2 separate regions of the Homo sapiens genome follow, and region 1 is linked to region 2. A link is a loop called in an ENCODE intact Hi-C map of the cell type or tissue named here. Cell type or tissue: mammary epithelial cell. All regions are shown on one strand. Each heading gives the region's core, and the rest is flanking DNA. Links, peaks and the distances in the headings are about the cores only.

Region 1 (12,234 bases), core at 1,699-9,698, 53 kb before region 2:
CGTCGGTGAAGGGGTACAGGCGGAGGCTCTGCAGGGCCGCGTGCGTAAAAAAGGTGCCTGGGGAGCAAAGTGCGTTCTGCTCACTCTGGGCCACCTGGTTGCTCAGAGCCATGGCTTCTGACAGGAGCCATCAGGTCAGATGACTCAAGCTCAACCCCCTGAGGGCTGGCTGTGGCCAAGGAAAAGCCAAAGTTATTTCAGACCCGAAGGACTGAACGTGGACACGTGGTAGACACCGAAGACAGCGGATGCAACAGAAGGGGCGGAGGGGCTGCAGTGGAAGGTTCTCCCCTCCCCTCGGCATTTGATGTTGGCCTTTTGGGCACAGACACCTCCAGATAAAGCACATCCACCCATATAATGACAATTGACTCCCACTTGGCTCATTTAAAGCCATTTTGGGCCGGGCCCAGGGGCTCACGCCTCTAATCCCAGCACTTTGAGAGGCTGAGGTGGGCAGATCATAAGGTCCGGAGATTGAGCTCATCCTGGCTAACGTGGTAAAACCCCGTCTCTACTAAAAATACAAAAAGTTAGCCAGGTGTGGTGGCAGGCACCTGTAGTCCCAGCTACTCGGGAGGCTGAGGCAGGAGAATTGCTTGAACCCAGGAGGCAGAGGTTGCAGTGAGCCGAGATCACACCATTGCACTCCAGCCTGGGTGACAGAGAAGGACTGTGTCTCAAAAAAAAAATAAAAATAAAAAAAGATACACAGGTAAACCCAAAAAGGATTTGGAAGAAACTATTAGCAATGCGGAATGACAATGGAAATTGAAAGCCCTTCAGTTTTCACAGTTCTGAATTTTGTTTTTAAAACACAAACATATATTCCTTTTTTTTTTTTTTTTTTTTTGAGATGCAGTCTTGCTCTTGTTCCCCAGGCTGGAGTGCAATGGCACAATCTCGGCTTACTGCAACCTCCACCTCCTGGGTTCAAGTGATTCTTCTGCCTCAGCCTCCTGAGTATCTGGGATTACAGGTGCCCGCCACCACGCCCAGCTAATTTTTGTATGTTTAGTAGAGACGGGGTTTCGCCATGTTGGCCAGGCTAGTCTTGAACTCCTGACCTGGTGATTTGCACCCCCCCCCACCCGGCCAATGGCCTCCCAAAGTGCTGGGATTACAGGTGTGAGCCACCATTCCCGGCCTATATTACTTTTATCATTAAAAACGTAATCTAATATTTTCTAAAAGTTTGGTATTCACTGGAGAGGAGGTTGGCTTTTAGGTAAATTGACCATCAGCTGAATAGACTATAGATTGGTTTTTAGAAGACTGTGATCAGCATTTTAAAGGGGGAAGGAGGCATGAGGAAGAATAAATAGAATAGAACACAAAATATGAGAGCCCATCACATGTAGTTTTTTGTTTTTTAAATTTTATAGAGACCAGGTCTCACCATGATGCCCAGGCTGGTCTTGGACTCCTGGGCTCAAGGAGTCCTCCCACCTTGACCTCCCAAAGTGCTGGGATCATGGGGGCGAGCCCGGCCTCATGGAGTTAAAGTACATGTTATTTGTGAACATTTCATCTTGGTTGCATGTGTGCTGGATTATGTTGTAAAACGTACTTTGTGCTGTGCACTGATGTATGGTGAAATATATATTAGGTGATATGATCTGTTACATCACATTCTCCCTCGCCGTCACTGCCAGGTCACCACCCCCAACCCCAGCAGACAGGGAAGCTCGGGATTAGGCAATGGATAAGCTGCCTTTGGACTCTGAATAGGCTGTTTTACGATAACTTGGGCGACTAGGCCAGAAAGATGGGAAGAATTAGGGTGGAGGGCCCTAATGCTTTGCCTTTGGGGGCCCAGGGACTCATGGCTGCAAGGATAACCAAGATCCACACCTAGATTCACTAAATAAGTATTTGCTCTGGAGCTCTGGCCCTGGGGTGGCTGCACCTAGGTAGGTCAGGAGCCCCAGCCCAGGGGAAGGAGTATATGTCTTCTGGAGCCCTGCAGAGGGTTCCCAGGCGAGGCTGCCCACCCAGAGCGCTGGTCTCTAGCGTCAGCGTGACAATGCAGAACAGGTTGACGTTGGCGTTGTAGACAGTGGACTCCACAAACACAGCTCTGGTCAGGGCGTCCAGCCAGGTGTTGTCAAAGAGATAGCGGAGAATTCTGCAGGAAAGAGTGGCATTGGGTCATTGCTATCCTGCAGGGGCTCCATGTCCCGGCAGCCCCTTGACTGAGGCCAGTACTTCCTGTCTCAACTTCTCCCTCTGTTTCTGCTCTGCTCCCTGGGCCACCAGGCCAACAGAGCTGCTGCTGGGAGTGGTCACATTTTGTAGCCCACGCTGTGATATGGTGGCACCCCTCATCTCCTGGCCATCAGAGCAGAGATTCTCAAAGTGTAGTGCCCACACCAGCAGCATCAGCATCACCTGGGAACTTGTTGGAAATACAGATTTTCAGGCCCGCCCTAGACCTGCTGAGTCAGACACTCTCAGGGGAGCCCAGAATGCGTGTTTTGATGAGCCCGCCAGGATTTGGATTTTTTTTTTTTTTTTTTTGAGACGGAGTCTTGAACTGTCGCCCAGACTGGAGTGCAGTGGTGCGATCTCGGCTCACTGTAAGCTCTGCCTCCTGGGTTCACGCCATTCTCCTGCCTCAGCCTACCGAGTAGCTGGGACTACAGGTGCCTGCCACGGCACCCGGCTAATTTTTTGTATTTTTAGTAGAGGCGGGGTTTCACCGTGTTAGCCAGGATAGTCTCGATCTCCTGACTTCGTGATCCGCCCGCCTCGGCCTCCCAAAGTGCTGGGATTACAGGCGTGAGCCACCACGCCCAGCCTTGGATGCTTTTTACGGTTTGAGAGCCATGGTGTTAGAAGAATCATAGTCCGGGTGCGGTGGCTCACATCTGTAATCCCAGCAGTTTGGGAGGCTGAGGCAGGTGGATCACCTGAGGTCAGGAGTTTGAAACCAGCCTGGCCAACATGGTGAAACCCCGTCTCCACTAAAAATACAAAAATACAAAAATTAGCCAGGTGTGACCGGGTGCGGTGGCTCACGCCTGTAATCTCAGCACTTTGGGAGGCTGAGGTGGGTGGATTATCTGAGGTCAGGACATCGAGACCAGCCTGAACAACATGGTGAAATTCCGTCTCTATTAAAAATACAAAAATTCGCTGGGCGTGGTGGCGCATGCCTGTAATCCCAGCTTCTCAGGAGGCTGAGATGGGAATTGTTTGAACCAGGGTGGCAGAGGTTACAGTGAGCCGAGATCACGCCACTGCACCTCAACCTGGGTGACAGAGCGAGACTCTGTCTCAAAAAAAAAATAAAAAAGAAAAAATTAGCTGCAGTGGTGTATGCCTGTAATCCCAGCTACTCAGGAGGCTGAGGCATGAAAATTGCTTGAGGCTGAGACAGGAGAATCATTTGAACCCAGGAGGCAGAGGTTGCCATGAGTCAAGATCATGCCACTGCACTCCAGCCTGGGTGACGGTGTGAGACTGTCTCAAAAGAAGAAAAAAGGGCCAGGCATGGTGGCTCACACCTGTAATCTCATCACTTTGGGAGGCTGAGGCAGGCAGATCACCTGAGGTCAGGAGTTTGAGATCAACCTGGCTAACATGGTGAAACACTGCCTCTACTAAAAATACAAAAACTTTAGCCAGGCGTGGTGGCACACGCCTGTATTCTCAGCTACTCAGGAGGCTGGGGCAGGAGAATTGCTTGAACCTGGGAGGTGGAGGTTGCAGTGAGCTGAGATCACATCAAAGCACTCCAGCCCGGGCAACAGAGCAAGACTCTGTCTCCGAAAAAAAAAAAAAAAGAAATAAAGAAAAAGAAGAAAAGGAGGCTGGGCTGATGGCTCACGCTTGTAATCCCAGCACTTTGGCATGCTGAGGTGGACGGATCACCTGAGGTCAGGAGTTCAAGACCAGCCTGGCCAACATGGTGAAACTCCACCTCTACTAAAAATACAAAAATTAGCTGGGTGTGGTGGCGTGCACCTGTAATTCCAGCTACTCAGGAGGTTGAGGCGGGAGAATCACTTGAGCCCAGAAGCAGAGGTGGCAGTGAGCTGAGATCACGCCATTGCACTCCAGCCTGGGCAACAAGAGCAAGACTCTGTCTCAAAAATAAATAAATAAATAAATAAATAAATAAGAATCATATAAAACATCAGGGGCTTAGGCAAGCAGCTCCCATGAGCTCCTGGAGATCTGTCAGCCTGGTGTGGTGGAAAGAGCACATGCCCTGAAGGTGGTGGAGGGACCTGGGTTCAAATCTTGGCTGCCTCCTGGACAAGCTAATAACTTCTCCAGGCCTTGGTTTCCTCATCTGCCATGGTGTGGTTTTTTGTTGGTTTTTTGTGTTTATGAGACAGGGTATTGCTCTGTTGCTCAGAATGGGGTGCAATGGCAATCATCCCTCACTGCAGCCTCCACCTCCCAGGCTCATGTGATCCTCCCACCTCAGCCTCCCAAGTTGCTGGGACCACAGGTGCGTACCCCCATGCCCAGGTAATTTGTTATCTTTTTTAGAGGCAGAATCTCAGTATGTTGTCCAGGCTGGTCTCAAATTCCTGGGCTCAAGCAATCCCCCTGTGTCAGCCTCCCAAAGTGCTGGAATTATAGGTGTGAGCCACTGTGCCCGGCTCTACAACGGTGTTAACACCAGTGCCTTCAGATCATTTAGAGAACATGGAGGGATGTGTGTGCATGTGCGTGTGTGTGTTGTGTGTGTGTAGTAATGATAGTTGTTATTACTTCCAGTAATAATGATGGGCCTGTAATATGCTGTGTCCCCAGTGGGTCTGCATCCTGCTTGGTACATAGCAGCAGATAGAGAGAGAATATGTTTTTTTTTTTTTTTTGAGACAGAGTTTCGCTCTTGTTGCCCAGGCTGGAGTGCAATGGCGCAACCTTGGTTCACTGCAACCTCTGCCTCCCGTATTCAAGCGATTCTCCTGCCTCAGCCTCCTGAGTAGCTGGGATTACAGGCACCCACCACTAATTTTTTGTATTTTTAGTAGAGATGGGGTTTCTCCATGTTGGCCATACTGGTCTCGAACTCCTGACCTCAGGTGCTCCTTCTGCCTTGGCCTCTCAGAGAGCTGAGATTACAGGCATGATCACTGCACCCAGCCACCAGAGAGAGAATATCTGCAGTCAGTCCAATTAGCAGGAAAAATGCCTCTTATTCCGAAATCGACTATTCCTGGCCTTTCCTTAACCCCAGGAGACCCTGTTTGTAGACAGAGTACAGGCTACACCATCATAAACCACCTTGGTGCAATGATCATACAATGGAGGAAACTGAGGTTCACGCGGGTCTGCTGATTTGCTTGGGCTACACAGCTAAAAGGAGCAGCGCCAGGGTTTCAAATCTAGGTCTCTTGTCTCAAGGGCATGTTGAGTCAGTCTTCACGGACCCTGAGCATCCCTGCACGTTCTTACTGGGTATTCTAGGAATGCAAGGCCGTGGCTGTGCTTTAGCCAAGTCACTTCTTAGGGCTGTATTTGCAGTGTGCAACCTTGTGGGATGAGGTGATGCCTTCCTTTGGACAAAGAGTAGGCTTCTTTCTGCTGCTGTAAAAGCATCAAATGCCCCCAGGCTCTGTATTGCAGGCACATGCAGGCATCTTTCACGGCCCTTTGTGGGCAACTGACTCAGACCAGTGTAATGTTCTGCTATGACTTTTGCTGTAACAAAATCCTTTGTCTCTGACCCAGGAATATTGCGTATTCTGCCAGCATCCGTGAAACAGTTAACAGGCTAGCTTGTTGGCTTACAAGTAGGGTAAAACCTCAAATTTTGCATAATTCTTGACAGATCCTTAACTAATTCCCTCTTGCCTAAGGGTGGACTGCTTTGAGTGGTAGTGAGCTCCCCATCTCTGGCCTGGCTCTAGCAGAAGCAACCAGGCTGTGAATGCTAGAGAGAGACTTTCCTTCCAATTCTGAGATGGCTTAGTTCCCAGGGACCTGAAAATACAACCTGCATGATTCTGTATCCTACAAGCCCTCCCACAAGGACCTGAATGAACTTGGCTCAGCCCTGTTTGGAAGACTACATTCCCCAAGCAGATGTGGACTCTAGCAAAAGACTTTACTCAGCTACAAATGAATCAAGTCAACCTTACCTTGACGTGCTTTGGCGATCAGTCCCCAAGGGGACCACGTAGCCTCCTCCCCGGTACACAGTGAGTTTGCCCCAGATGGGATACCCTTGACGTTGGTCCTGGCTCTGGTACTGCCATTACTGAGGGTGGTGGCATTCCAGCCTTCCCCATAGTCTGCCATGTCTTCAGCATCCAGGGAATATGGTGCACGGCATCCGTTGAGATATGCCTGCGGCTGCTGGGCAAGAGGGCAAGAGCTTTCCTGGACCCTCACTTGACGAATCTGGGCACTGCCAACCAGCTTGGAGTTCCCATCAGTGATAAAGCCTAAAAAGAAAAACAAGGTGGGTAAATCTAGCAATCAAAATAATCTTAACACATTCCAAGCTCCCCGGCCTGAGGCTAATGTGAAATTCAGCGTACCCATTATAGAGACAGCCCAGAGAAGTTTATCACCAACTATAGGCTACATTTATCCAAATAACCTCACCATCTCTCCTGCTGGAATCTACTGTGCTTCCGCACAACTTCTCTTAGGGAATGGAACCTGCCACCCCGTCATCCATCTGGATGTGCCTGTGCCCTTTCTCCTCAATCCTCCATCCCACTGGTCACCACATCCTATCCATCCTACTTTTTTCATGTCTTATGTGCCCATCCCGTTCTCTCCATCACCACTGTCCCTGGTCCCTCCCTGCACCAGCCCTCATCCTGTGTCCTCAGCATCCTAACTTGCCACCTCCTCCACCTCTTTTTTTTTTTTTTGAGACAGAGTTTTGCTCTTGTTGCCCAGGCTAGAGTGCAATGGCGTGATCTTGTCTCACTGCAACCTTTGCCTCCTGATTCAAGCAACTGTCCTGCCTCCGCCTCCCGAGTAGCTGGGATTACAGGCGCATGCCACCATGCCCAGCTAATTTTTTGTATTTTTATTAGAGATGGGGTTTCTCCATGTTGGCCAGGCTGGTCTCGGACTCCTGACCTTGGGTGATCCACTCACCTCGGCCTCCCAAAGTGCTGGAATTACAGGTGTGAGCCACGGCGCCCGGCCAACTTGCCCACCCTTTACTCCAACTTCCACATGCTTCCAGAGTGATCCTTCTACACCACAGATTTATGCCATAGCCTCATGTAGAAATTCAGTGGCGCCTCATTTCCTCAAGGATGAGATACACGCTCCTGAGATCCTTCATGATCTGGCCCGTTCATCTTTCCTGCTTTGCTTCTCACTGATCCTTAACTCACATCCTACACGAGAGTCACACCCAACACGCTGTGGTTCCAAGAACACGCATCCCATGGCAAGAGGCTGGGCTTTTCTCGTGTTGTTCATTCTGCCTGGTGCACTGTTTTTGCCTAGCTGGTTCAAGCTCTGTTATCACTCACTTAGGAGGTTCTCCACTCTGCATCGGGGGAAGGGAAGGTGGAGAGTCCCCCCTTGTGCACACCCAGCCTTCTGAGTCCCTCCTTCATAGCATCTGGTCCTGTGGTTATTGATTGGTTTTCTCTCTTCCTTCCTTCCCTCCTTCCTTCCCTCCTTCCTTCCTCTCTCTTTCTTTCCTTCCTTCCTTCCTTCCTTTCCTCCCTTCCTTCCTCCCTTCCTTCCCTTCCTTCCTTCCCTTCCCTCCCTCCTTCCCTCCTTCCCTCCTTCCTTCCTTCCTTCTCTCTCTCTCTCTCTCTTTCTTGACAGTTTCACTCTTGTCACCCAGGCTGGAGTGCAAGGGCGCAATCTCGACTCACTACAATCTCCGCTTCTCAGGTTCAAGCGATTCTCCTGCCTCAGCCTCCTGAGTAGCTGGGACTACAGGCACGTGCAAACACACCCAGCTAATTTTGTATTTTTAGTAGAGATGGGATTTCACGTTGGCCAGGCTGGTCTCAAACTCCTGACCTCACGTGATCCACCTGTCTTGGCCTCCCAAAGTGCTGGGATTACAGCCGCAAGCCACCACGCCTGGGGTTTTACTGGTTTTCTTTTCTTTTCCCTCCCTCCCTCCCTCCCTCCCTCCCTTCCTTCCTCTCTCTCTCTCTCTCTTTCTTTCATGGAGTCTCACTTCTTCACCCAGGCTGGAGTGCAATGGCGTGATCTTAGCTCACTGTAACCTCTGCCTCCCAGGTTCAAGCAATTCTCCTGCCCCAGCCTCCCAAGTAGCTGTGTTTACAGGCACGTGACAACACACCTAGCTAATTTTTGTAGTTTTAGTAGAGACGGGGTTTCACCAGGTTGGCCAGGCTGGCCTCAAACTCCTGACCTCAAGTGATCCGCCCGCCTCGGCCTCCCAAAGTGCTGGGATTATAGGCGTAAGCCACTGCACCTGGCCTCTTTTTTTTTTTTTTTTTTTTTAAGACAGAGTCTTGCTCTGTCTCCCAGGCTGGAGTGCAGTGGTGCAATTTTGGCTCACTGCAGGTTCTGCCTCCCGGGCTTAAGCAATCCTCCCACCTCAGCCTCCAGAGTTGCAGGGACTATAGGCATGAGGCATCACATCCAGCTAATTTTTGTATTTTTCAAAGAGGCAGGGTCTTGCCATGTTGCCAGGCTGGTCTCGAATTCCTGGCCTCAAGCAATCCTCCCGCCTCAGCCTCCCAAAGTACTAGGATTACAGGTGTAAGCCACCACACTTGGCCTGGTTTTCTTATGAGGCTGATGCTGACAGTGCCCCACGTCTGTTCCTAGCCAGAAGGCACAAGGAGGCTGACACAGCCCCAGGGCTTCAGGACTTACCTGGGGGGTGACCATACAGGTTACTCACGAGGGTGGTGTTGGCCCACTTGAAGAACTCTCGGAAGCCGAGCACACCTGAAAAGCCCCTGGTGAAGCTGTGCTGGAGGTGTCTGTTGAGGTGGTAGGCGCTGGGGTCCCTCTGCCCGTAGGCCACGAGCAGTAGCATCCACAGGAAGCCCAAGTATGCTGGGGAGGGAGGCACAGTCCCTGCTCAGGCAGGATCCACGACTCCCACCCAGTCCAAGTCAGGAAATGGAAAGGCCTCCTAGACCAGCCCCTCGCCACTGTGGTGACAATGGAACCAATCTTTATAGAGGCAGCGGAGAGGAGTAAAGTCACAGACCATGGGATCTCCTGCCTGGGTCCAAATCCCAGCTCTGCGACATCTCATCCAGGCGCCCTTCACAAGTGAGTCTATCCTTCCATGCCTCACTCTCCCCATCTATGAAATGGGAATAACAATTCTGTGATGAGGGGATCAGTTAATATTAGAAAGTACTGGCCGGGAGTGGTGGCTTATGCCTGTAATCCCAGCACTTTGGATCACTTGACGCCAGGAGTTCAAGACCAGCCTGGCCAACATGGTGAAACCCTGTTTCTACTAAAAATACAAAAATGAGCCGGGCATTGTGGCGCATGCCTGTAATCCCAGCTACTCAGGAGGCTGAGGCAGAAGAATCGCTTGAACCTGGGAGGCGGATGTTGCAGTGAGCTGAGATCATGCCACAGCACTTCAGCCTGGGTGACAGAACAAGACTCCATCTCAAAAAAAAAAAAAAAAAATTAGAAATCACATAAAACAGTGTCTGCAGGCCGGGCATGGTGGCTCACGCCTGTAATACCAGCACTTTGGGAGGCCAAGACGGGTAGATCACCTGAGGTCAGAAGTTCGTGACCAGCCTGGCCAACATGGTGAAACCCCCCCTCTACTAAAAATGCAAAAATTAGCCGGGTATGGTGGTGCACGCCTGTAGTCCCAGCTACCTGGGAGGCTGAGGCAGGAGAATTGCTCTAACCCAGGAGGCAGAGGTTGCAGTGAGCCGAGATCGTGCCACTGCACTCCAGCCTGGGCGACAGAGAGAGACTCCATCTCAGAAAAAAACATAAAAAAACAAAAAACAAAAAAAGAGTGTCTGCTACATTAAGCATTTCTTAAATAGAATTTTAAAAAATGGGGCATTTGCCACGTTGCATGGCTGAGGGTATGGTGGTGAAGACAAACACGTTCCTGCCCTCATGGTGCTCACCTGTCTCGTTGGAGACAGGTGAGTGTGACGTAGAGGATCCTTTAGGTGCAGATATTTAGTGTGGGGGGGTGGACATCACAATAACATGAGGGATCAGGTTCTTAGTGAACCGGAACCTCTGGTTCCTGGGCCTGGGAATCTGTATTCCAAGACTCTCCCCTCTCCCTGCAACCACCTCAGAAGACTTGAATGGATGCCAATGAGTAGGACACTTTGGGGGCGTGCACTATATGCTCTCTCCAAGGTCCACAGTGGGACTGAATCCCAGTGGCCCACCTAAAACCCACCTGTCAGGTACCCTCTGTTGGCTTCCTTCCCTCTCTGCTGCCCTTTCTCCTCCAACCAGTGCTTTCCAGGACTACCTCCCAAATCAGCTACTTGCACCCAAATCTGCTCTGGGAAATCCAGACTCAGAGGCTCCCTGAGGTGTGAAGGCTTTTGACCAGCTGGGCCGGGGAAGCCACGCTGCAGACACAGTGTTTAGGCTGAGATTTAAAGAATATGAGGAATTAGGCCAGGCCCAGTGGCTCACGCATGTAATCTCAGCACTTTAGGAGGCCAAGGAGGGCAGATCACTTGAGGTCAGGAGTTCAAGATCTGCCTGACCATCATGGCAAAACCCTGTCTCTACCAAAAAAACAAAAATTATCTGGGCATGGTGGTGTGCGTTTCTGGTCCCAGCTGCTCCGGAGGCTGAGGCAGGAGAATCGCTTGAACCCAGGAGGCGGAGGTTGCAGTGAGCCGGGATTGTGCCACTGCACTCCAGTCGGAATGACAGAGTAAAATTGTATCTTAAAAAATAAAATAAAAAATTAAATAAAAAATTTAAAAATCTTAGGCCAGGCGTGGTGGCTTATGCCTGTAATCCCAGCACTTTGGGAGGCGGAAGCGAGTAGATCACCTGAGGTCGGGAGTTTGAGACCAGCCTGACCAACATGGAGAAATCCCATCTCTAACAAAAAAAATACAAAATTAGCTGGGCATGGTGGCGCATGCCTGTACTCCCAGCTACTTGGGAGGCTGAGGAAGGAGAATTGCCTGAACCCGGGAGGCGGAGGTTGCATTGAGCTGAGATCGTGCCATTGCACTCCAGCTCAGGCAACAAGAGCAAAACTCTGTCTCAAAAAAAAAAAAAAAAATTAAAAATCTTTAAAAAGGCCGAGCATGGTGGCTCATGCCTGTAATTCCAGCATTTTGGGAGGTCAAAGCAGGCAGATCACCTGAGGCCAGGAGTTCGAGACCAGCCCGGCCAACATGGTAAAACCCTGTCTCTATTAAAAATACAAAATTTAGCCGGGTATCGTGGCGCACGCTTGTAATCCCAGCTGCTCAGGAGGCTGAGGCGAGAGAACGGCTTGAACCCCGGAGGCAGAGGTTGCAGTGAGCCGAGATCGTGCCACTGCACTCCAGCCTAGGTGACAGAGTGAGACTCTGTTTCCAAAAAAAAAATAAACAAATAAATAAATAAGAATAAGAGGAATTAGGCAGAAGAAAAGCTGGGGAGGAGGAGTGAGCAGACTCCAGGCCGATGAGATGGAACTGCCTGGGCAGAAGCCTGGGGTGGGGACAGGGTGCAGGTCGCAGGTGCTATAGAAGCCAATGTGAGGACAACGTGGGTCACGGGAGCCGGGAGCGGGCACTTGAAGCGGGTAGAGCCACAGGAGCCGGTTTGAGTTTTGTCGTAAGGGTCATGAGAGGCGACCGAAGGATTTTAAGTGTAGGGGAGAAGCTGGAGTGTGCTGATATCCAGAGAAACTGAGGCCCAAAAGACGAGCGGGACTTATCAAAAATAGCACCGTAAGGGTGTCTGTCTGTTTCAGGCTGTGCTGAGAGCCAGCGAGTGGGAAGGATGCCTACCCAGGATTTCTCTGATGAGGGCAAATGCTTTCTGTTCCTTGAGGTGGGTGGTTTTCATCTTCTCAATGGCAGCGGTGAGAGGTGGCTGGTAGACATCCCTGCTGCTGTTTCTTCGTGCTCGGAACAAGGCATAGGGGTCTGTGGAGGGAAGGACACCAGGACAGCCCCTACGTGTGCAGAGGAGGACAGGCTCTGCGTTTGCAACCATAGGCCCCTCTCTCACCTGCTGCAATGGGCTCTGCGTTCCTCTTCCTTGGGAGTCGTTTCCCAACTCTACCCTCCACACCTCTGTCCATGTTCTCCCAGGGCCTAGAGTCCCACGCCTCCT
Region 2 (9,185 bases), core at 886-8,885:
AATTTTACTAAAATCCATAAAAAATTGCAGGAAAAACATCCCATTTACAGTTTTTTTTTTAAAAAAAGTCAAGGTGGTAAACCAAATTATAAGAGGAAGAAAAAGAAGGAGGAGGAGGAGGAGGAGCAACAATGACAACTTAAAACTTAGCTCAGGGGCGAGGAGTTCAAGACCAGCCTGGGCAAATTAGGAAGACGTTGTTTCTACAAAAAAAAGTAAAAATTAGGTCTCGAACTCCTGACCTCAGGTGATCCACCCACCTTAGCCTCCCAAAGTTCCTGGGATGACTGACATGAGCCACCACGCCCAGCCTGGGACTCGTTTTTATGTAGCCACACTTTCCTGCCTCCGTGCTCACTTGGATGATGGGGGAGAGGTACTAAAGAGGAATAGCCTATTGGAATTAGGGCAGCTGTCCTGGCCTTTCCCTCTGGCGGGACGCAGTTTGAAATAACATCCACTTACCTTGCTTGAACTTTTTCCTTTCAGACTCAGCCCCATTCACAGCCCTCTTAACGGTGATGCATTTCCACATCTATTAGACAGGGCGCTCGTGAAAACTACACTCTCTTAGGTATTACAATAGCTGACGTGCACTTTCCCTAATCAAGGTGTAGTGTTTATGCCGTTGTGATGTTTGATGCTGGATTTGGGGGACCATCCTGGCAACACTACTGGTGGCTGACTTTGGTGGAAATTTACAATCTGATTAGAGCATTTTCAGAGCACAGAATGACAAAGCTCTCCCGGGCGTGTGGCTTACATCTGTAATCCCAGCACTTTGGGAGGCCGAGGCAGGCAGATCACCTGAGGTCAGGAGTTTGAGACTAGCCGGGCTAACATAGTGAAACCCCATCTCTACTAAAAATACAAAAATTAGCCGGGTGTGGTGGCGGGCACCTGTAATCTCAGCTACTCGGGAAGCTGAGGCAAGAGAATCGCTTGAACCCGGGAGGCTGAGGTTGCAGTGGGCCGAGATCGTGCCACCACACTCCAGCCTTGGCAACAAGGCAAAACTCTGTCTCAAAAAAAAAAAAAAAAAAAGAAGAAGCCAAAGCCCAGTGGGTGGAGATCAGGGCTCAGATGAGCCCTCCAAGGACCAATCACTCTCCAAATGGAAGAATAAATGCAATGTGAGTGGCTCCCTCATCTCTCCTGCTAATGCCCTGTGGCTGTCCTGGGGTGTGAGTGGTTAGGGTGAAAGCAGGGAGACTGTGTAGGGTTTTATGCATTGTGGATGGGGTCTTCCATGTTTGTCACCTGTACACCTTTGCAAAAATGTTCTTTCAGTTCAGCTAGTCCTGCAATTATCACCCATTCCCTGGGGCTGCTTGCAAAGCAGCGTCAATGAAATTGTTGAAGATTCTGTTAACCAGACCCATCTCTGTCTTCCTGAATAGCTCCAGGCTTCTGGGAGTCCCAGCTACTACAAGTGTGTGTGTGTGTGTGTGTGTGTGTGTGTGTGTGTGTGTGTGTGTGTGTGTGTGTGTGTGTGTGTGGTGAGCAGGGGTTGGGGGATGGTGTCTTGGTGGTGGCCCCACATGGTCATACTTTTGGGTATCCTCGTTCATTTCACTCCATCACTGTCCCCCACGCCAGGGCAATGGATTTTGGCTTCCAGTTGTGGAAGAGCTATTGATGAGACCTTCTTCTCATGTCTCTGTGGACTGATGGCTGAGTCAGTGTCTTGAGGCTAGGGGTTGAGGTTTAGGGGAGCCCTCATCCTACCAACCTCTCTCGCACACGGAACATATTCTTTGCAGCTCCCAGAGAGAACAGGCCCCTGTTCTGCAAGAAGATGAGCCCAGGAGCTGAGGGAAGAGCAGAGTCTTCAGCCGGTACCTGATTCCAGACAGAAGCAGAACTCCAGGGGTCCCAGGGCTGTGGAGGCGTTGCAGAAGATGGCAAAGCTCGTCAGAACGGTGCCCTCCTCTGGGGCAATAGTGCAGGCAGGCACCTCACGGGGAGGCACAGTGCTGATCACATAGGTGTCCTCCCCATAGGCATGCCTGGTCAGTGCTGGGAGTAAAGAGAGATCATGTTCAGGGGGCCACGTGGGGCCCACAAACTCCATCCTGCTGTTAGATTGCCCCCTGAGCTCATTAAACACAAAGATTCTTGGGCTCTACTTCAAACCCAGAACTTCAGACATCTCTGGATCTGGGAAGAGCCCAGAAATGTACATATCTAACAATTAAACAATGAAACCCCAAAACAACTCCCCCTGATGCAAGGGATCCCAGGGCCTCACTTTGAGAAACTGGGCAGAGATAGGGGAAGATAATTAGACAGACCTGAGCTTGAATTTTAGTTCTGCCATTTGTTAACCGAGTGACCTCAGACTTGACCTTTTCTTTTCCAATTTTGTTTTCCTAATTTTTTTTCTTTTTAGAGATAGGGTCTTGCACTGTCACCTAGGCTAGAGTCCAGTGGTGCAATCATAACTTACTATAGCCTTGAACTCCTACACTTAAGTGATTCCACTGCCTTGGCCTCTCGAGTCAGCTAGAACCACAGGAGTACACCATTACGGCTGGCTAATTTTCTAATTTTTGTAGAGACAGGGTCTCGCTCTGTTGCCAGGGCTGGTCTTGAACTCCTGGCCTCAAGGGATCCTCCCGCCTCAGCCTCCCAAAGTGCTGGGATTACAGGCATAAGCCACTGGACCCGGGCTGAGAACTTGACCTTTTTGAGAGTCAGTTCCTCATCTGTAGAATGAGGCTGATGATAATAGCTTCCGCACAAAGATCTTGTGAGGTGGGAGTATGCTGGGAAAATGCTCAAGATCACAGAGCCAGGAAAGACCAGAACCAGGATCCGGAAACAGGCTGAGCCCACCCCGAAGCCCACACTCTTCCCAGGCGCCGAGATCACTGTTAAGAGCCACGAGTGGACCTGCAGTCACATCCCACATCACCTGGAGTAGCCACCTACATTTTCAGAGAGCGCATGCCTGGAAGAGCTGGGCATAAAGAGAATTTGAACCCATAAAAACTCATTCCTTGGCCTAGACCCAATTCGGAAAGTTTGGGGTGGACCCAAGAGTGTGCATGTTTAACTAATTCCTTGTTTATCCTGATGTGCATGGTCTGTGGGCCACTTCGGGAAAAATGGAAGCAAAGCAATCCTTCCTAAAAAGAATCATCACCTCCATTGTTTGTGTGTTTGAGAATCTATGTTTCTCACACAGGGCTTGTTTTAAACGAGAAGCCCTGAACAATCCTGGCAGGGTGTACAGGTTGCACGACCCCAGAATGACCTGCTTGTAACACTGGGGTTATCTCATTCATCCTGCAAAATAACCATTCTGAGGCAGGCATTTCGATTATCCCAGTTTATATGTCAGGAAACTGAGGCATAGAGAGGCGAAATCCTCTGCCTAGAGTCTCCCACGTAGAAAGCGGAAGTGGTGCGATTTACACCAGAGCCTGCGCTGTGGCCTCTGCACTAAGCTGATGCCCTGGCTGGGTATGGTGACTCACAGCTGCCATCCCAGCACTTCAGGAGGCTGGGACAGGAGGATCGTTTGGCTCCAGGAGTTCAGGACCAGACTGGGCAACATAGTGAGATCACATCTCTCTATTTCAATATTTAAAAGAAAAATAAACTGACACCCAATATCTGAGTGTTTCTGGGTTTATCTGGGTTCCCTGAGAGGAGATAAAAGGGAGGTTTCGCACCTGTGGCTCTGATTCGGATGACCTCTCCCCGGGACTGCAGAAACGAGCTGTTCAACAGCAACGTGGAGGTGTTGCTCTGGAGGAGGGTTAAGGACCTTGGCCAAAATCCTCTGAGTCTGCAGGCATCCAGGAGGGGCTCAGCCTGAAAGACAGGATGGCCCAGGGCTGCTGACGCTACAGCCAGGCCACAGGACTGCAGCAGGACAGTGGCTTCTGGGTGCTAGACAGCCTTTCAGATTTATTACTGATGAACGGAGGACAGGCAGCCCCAGCTCCCCAAGAAGTCACCTGGAATATACACTTTCCAGCCTCACTGCGGTGTCTGTCTTAGATTGGGCTCCCCGGAAGCAGAGCCTGAGATGGGGATTTGTGTGCAGGTTATTTATTTGTTTATTTTTGAGCCAGGCACAGTGGCTCACACCTCTAATCCCAGCACTTTGGGAGGCTGAGGTGGGTGGATCATCTGAGCTCAGGAGTTCAAGACCAGCCTGGCCAACATGGGGAAACTCTGTCTCTACTAAAAATACGAAAATCAGCCGGGCATGGTGTTATGTGCCTGTAATCCTGGCTACTTGGGAGGCTGAGGCAGGAGAATTGCTTGAACCCAGGAGGCAGAGGTTGCAGTGAGCTGAGATTGTGTCATTGTACTCCAGCCTGGGTGACAGAGTGAGACTCTGTCTCAAAAAAAAAAAAAAATTAAAAAGAAAATATTTTTGAGACGGAGTCTCACTCTGCTGCCCAGGCTAGAGTGCAGTGTATGATCTCTGTGCACTGCAACCTCTGCCTCCCAGGTTCAAGTCATTCTCCTGCCTCGGCCTCCCAAGTAGATAGAATTATAGGCACGCATCACCATACCCCGCTAATGTTTTCGTATTTTTAGTAGAGACGGGGTTTCACCATGTTGGCCAGGCTGGTCTCAAACCCCTGACCTCAGGTGATCTGCCTGCCTCGGCCTCCCAAAGTGTTGGGATTAAAGGCTTGAGCCACCATATCCAGCCTTGTGTGCAGGTTATTGATGGAAGGAGGATTCACAGGGAAAAGCAGTGCAGAGAGGGAAACAGCAGAGAACAAAACAAGGCAAAAAACAGTTACTGGAGGCATCCAGCCTCTGCCTGGTCACACGGAGAGCCCTGAAGTGTAAGTTGCACAACTGAAATCACCCTACCTGGGGACAGAGAAGCTGGGCTATTAGACCCTCCACCCATCAGTCGTTGGCCAATGGTCAGGCCACAAAAGCTGGAGTTAGGATCGTCCGCCTGGGAAGCAGGACTTTTGCTGAGATGCCAAGAGCACCCGCTGCAAAGTTTCTCCAGAGCTTATGCTCCTTTGTGCCCATTTGCCCTGCTGTCAATTCCCTGATTTTCTCCCCAGCCCAATACCCTGAGTCCCACACCACAGGCTCTGAATGGAATTGACCCAACCCTGGCCCAGTACCGGGCATGCGACACGGGTGTGCTGAAAGCGCAAGGGAGATTTCCATTCTTGAGTGGTTGTCACTGTGCTCACCTGCTCTGTTGGGGTGTTGTCCAAATACCAGCTGAACATAGCCACTGGAGAGTCCTCCCCCATGGTGACCCTGAGCAGAATGTCTTTGCTGGCATTAACTGGCCTGCAGTTCCTCTCACAGCTGAAAGGCAGACAGAGGACAGAGTGAGGAAGCTCCCCGAGGCATTGCTATCATCTGGATGTTTGTCCCCTGAAACCTCATGTTGAAATATGATCCCCAATGTTGGAGGCGGGGCTTCATGGGAGGTGTTTGGGTCATGGGGTTGGATTCCTCATGACTGGATGAATGCCTCCCTCGGGAGCGAGTTCTTGCTCTATTAGTCACCACCGGAGCTGGTTGCTAAAAAGATGGCCGGGAGCAGTGGCTCACGTCTGTAATCCCAGCACTTTGAGAGGCCCAGGCGGGCAGATCATGTGAGGTTAGGAGTTTGAGACCAGCCTGGCCAACATGGTGAAACCCTGTCTCTACTAAAAATACAAAAATTAGTGGGATGTGGTGGTGGGTGCCTGTAGTCCCAGCTACTCGGGAGTCTGAGGCAGGAGAATCATTTGAACCAGGGAGATGGAGGTTGCAGTGAGCCAAGATCACACCACTGCACTCCAACCTGGGTGACAGAGTAACACTCCATCTCCAAAAAAAAAAAAAAAAAAAAAGAGCCTGGCACCTCCCACCCTTCTCTGCACACACCAGGTCCCCTTCATCTTTCACTGTAAGTGGAAGCAGCCTGAGGCCCTTATCAGATACAGATGTCCAGTCTTGGATTTTCCAACCATAAGAATCATGAGCCAAATAAATCTCTTTTCTTCTTTCTTTTCTTTTTCTTTTCTTTTTTTTTTTTTTTTTGAGACAGAGTCTCGCTCTGTCGCCCAGGCTGCAGTGCAGTGGCGCGATCTTGGCTCACTGCAACCTCTGCCTCCCAGATTCAAGCAATTCTCCTGCCTCAGCCTCCTGAATAGCTGAGATTACAGACAGGCACCACCATACCCAACTAATTTGTATTTTCAGTAGAGACAGCGTTTTGCTGTGTTGGCCTGGCTGGTCTTGAACTCTTGGCTTCAAGTGATCCACCCGCCTCAACCTCCCAAAGTGCTGGGATTACAGGCATGAGCCACTGCGCCCAGCCAACCATTTTTCTGTATAAATTACCTAGCCTCAGATATTCCTTTATAACAATGCAAAATGGGCCGGGCGCGGTGGCTCACACCTGTAATCCCAGCACTTTGGGAGGCCGAGGCTGGTGGATCACGAGGTCAGGAGATCGAGACCATCCTGGCTAACACGGTGAAACCCCGTCTCTACTAAAAATACAAAAAATTAGCCAGGCGTGGTGGCAGGCGCCTGTAGTCCCAGCTACTCGGGAGGCTGAGGCAGGAGAATGGCGTGAACCCGGGAGGCGGAGCTTGCAGTGAGCCGAGATAGCGCCACTGCACTCCGGCCTGGGTGAAAGAGCAAGACTCCGTCTCAAAAAAAAAAAAAAAAAAAAAAAAAATGCAAAACGGACTCAGACAGGCATTGTGACCACTGGCCTGGTCTTTTGTCCAGTCCTTCTCAAGTCCTTTGAGAGGGTAGGAAATGGCCCTTTTTCAAATTAAAGATGGAATAAAAGCCGCCCCTGCCCCAACCAACACTGGGACGTAGCCTTGGTTGTGAAGATGGACTGAGTCATGGCCTGACTGAATTCCCATGTCATTCACTGACAGCGTAATGATACGGAAGGTGAATGAGGCTGAGACAGGACCTGGGTTCTAATCCTGTCCTTGTCACTTATGAAGGGTCACCTTGTGTGCATCACTTAAACTTTTTTTTTTTTTTTTTTTTTTTTTGAGACTGAGTCTCACTCTATCGCCCAGGCTAGAGTGCAGTGGCACGATCTCGGCTCACTACAACCTCCACCTCCTGGTTCAAGAGATTCTCCTGCCTCAGCCTCCCGAGTAGCTGGGATTATAGGCGCTCACCACCATGCCCGGCTAACGTTTGTATTTTTTTAGTAGAGACAGGGTTTCACTGTGTTGGCCAGGCTGGTCTTAAACTCCTGACCTCAGGTGATCCGCCCGCCTCGGCCTCCCAAAGTGCTGGGATTACAGGTATGAGCCACCATGCCCAGCCGAATCACTTAAACTCTCTAAGCCTCAGTTTCCTCACCTGCAAAATGAGGGGATAGCCTAGATAATTTCTGTGATTCTTTTTAGTTCAGATAATAGTAAACTAATGCTGTGGTTCAACAGCACGCCTGCCATGCACACATTACTTCCATTGTCTCTAGCTTGTCCAATGCTCACAATAGCCCTATGAGTGACATATTAGCATCCCCACATCACAGGTGAGCTAACCAGGCCCCGAGAGCTTATGTGATTTGTCCTAAGTGATGTAACTTCTAAGTGGGCAGATAGAATGTGAACCATCGTGTCTGGATCCAAACTCTTGGCCTTCTCTATAATGTCTCTGTGAAGGCCAAAGCAACTCCATTTCAGATGCTAATCTGCCACGTTGACTACTGATTAACCCCAATTCCAGGAATGCCTCTAAGATTTCTATTCTCTCTACAGTTCTTTGTGTAAGAGCATGTACTTACTATGAGTGCTGCCCTGAAAGAGATTCACATAGTATTCTTACCTTTCCCTACGACTGTCCTACACATTCCTTTCCTATGGTATATAAGCCCTGGTTCTGGCGGGTAATGGCGCTGGCTTTCACCATCTTGTCTTGCAGCTGCCCTAGACATCATGGTTTCTGTTCGCAAGTCTCAATTAAATGTTTCTTTCTAAGAAACTAAATTTGTCAGCTTCTTTCTCTGGCCTCTCTGCTTCCTCGAACTTTGCGGGAAGGTTTGCATAGACCTGCCCTCCACAGGACGGTCCCCCAGTTTCCCCTTTGGTCTGAACTTGATGACAGCTCTTGAACTTCCTACTTATCTCCTCATGTCTGCCCTAGTCCAAGTGTGCAGGACATTCTCTATCTGCCTCTCCAATCCAGTCTCCTCCCACGTGCGGCTCTGACCTGGGAGACTGAGCTCTATACACTGCATCACCCAAGCTGCCACACCCTCCAGCTTCTAACTGGGTCCAGCCAATGGGAACCATTGATAGAGGATTGGAGGGTGAGAGGAGAGAGTTTGGGGAATTTATTCACGGCTTTCCCTGCTCTTTTCCCTGATGGGCTGCAGGTGAGAGATGCTGTGCTTCTCCAACCAAGGCCACAGCTCCCTACGTATGTAGTCCTGCCTAATCTTACCTCTGCATTCCTGGGGGTGATAATGGCTTCCCTTGGTTGTAGTCCTGCCTTGTCGCCCCTGCTTCATTGCCTTATACCTGCCCTCACCTGTAAATAGTCCCTTCATCAGCTCTCTTCCATTCATTCCTGGTTTGGCTGAGCCATCAGCTTCCTGCAGGGACTGGCTGATAGTCCAAGCAAACTTGACCTCCTACCTTGACTCCTGCAAGAGCCTGGGCAATCTCCCTGGGTCTTCTCTTGCCCTCTTCCAAGTCATTCTCCACTGAGCCACCAGAGCATATTGAAGTCACATGCTTAGAACTCTTGGTTGCTTGGCTTGGCATGGTGGCTCATTCCTGTAATCCCAGCAATTTGGGAGGCCGAGGCAGGTGGGTCACCTGAGGTGAGGAGTTTGAGACTAGCCTATCCAACATGGTGAAACCCTGCCTCTACAAAAAATACAAAAATTAGCTGCGCACGGTGGCATGTGTGCCTGTAATCCCAGATACTCAGGAGTCTGAGGCACGAGAAATGTTTGAACCTGGGAGGCGGAGGCTGCAGTGAGCTGCGATGGTGCCACTGCACTCCAGCCTGGGTGACAGAGTGAGACTCCATTTCAAAAAAATAAAAATAAAAATAAAGAACTCTTGGGTGGTTTCTCTGTATCACTCTTAGGAAAAAGGCTAAAATCTTGATATGACCGGCAAGGCCCCACTTGAGCCAGGCCCTGCCTACACTACCAGCTCCTTCCCACCCTTCTCTTCTCCATCCTCAGGACATTGGCCTCT

The links. A loop is a pair of places that touch in the nucleus more often than their neighbours do. Peaks named below come from ENCODE experiments on the same cell type or tissue, not always from the same donor. Only the 100,000 strongest peaks of a DNase experiment are listed, where the experiment ranks them.
Region 1: a loop joins it to region 2, with 6 times the contacts of the local background. A loop is called at or near these places in 3 of 110 quality-filtered maps.

What each region holds. Positions count from the first base shown.
Region 1 is chr16:81,121,657-81,133,890 of GRCh38, forward strand. It overlaps the pseudogene PKD1L2. Among named protein-coding and RNA genes, the nearest start is that of GCSH, 31 kb to the left of the region's middle. In mammary epithelial cell, for the core only: no CTCF peak of the experiment used is centred there; a DNase peak (open chromatin) is centred at 5,595.
Region 2 is chr16:81,175,965-81,185,149 of GRCh38, forward strand. It overlaps the pseudogene PKD1L2. Among named protein-coding and RNA genes, the nearest start is that of BCO1, 58 kb to the right of the region's middle. In mammary epithelial cell, for the core only: no CTCF peak of the experiment used is centred there; a DNase peak (open chromatin) is centred at 5,447; H3K27ac peaks cover 711 bases.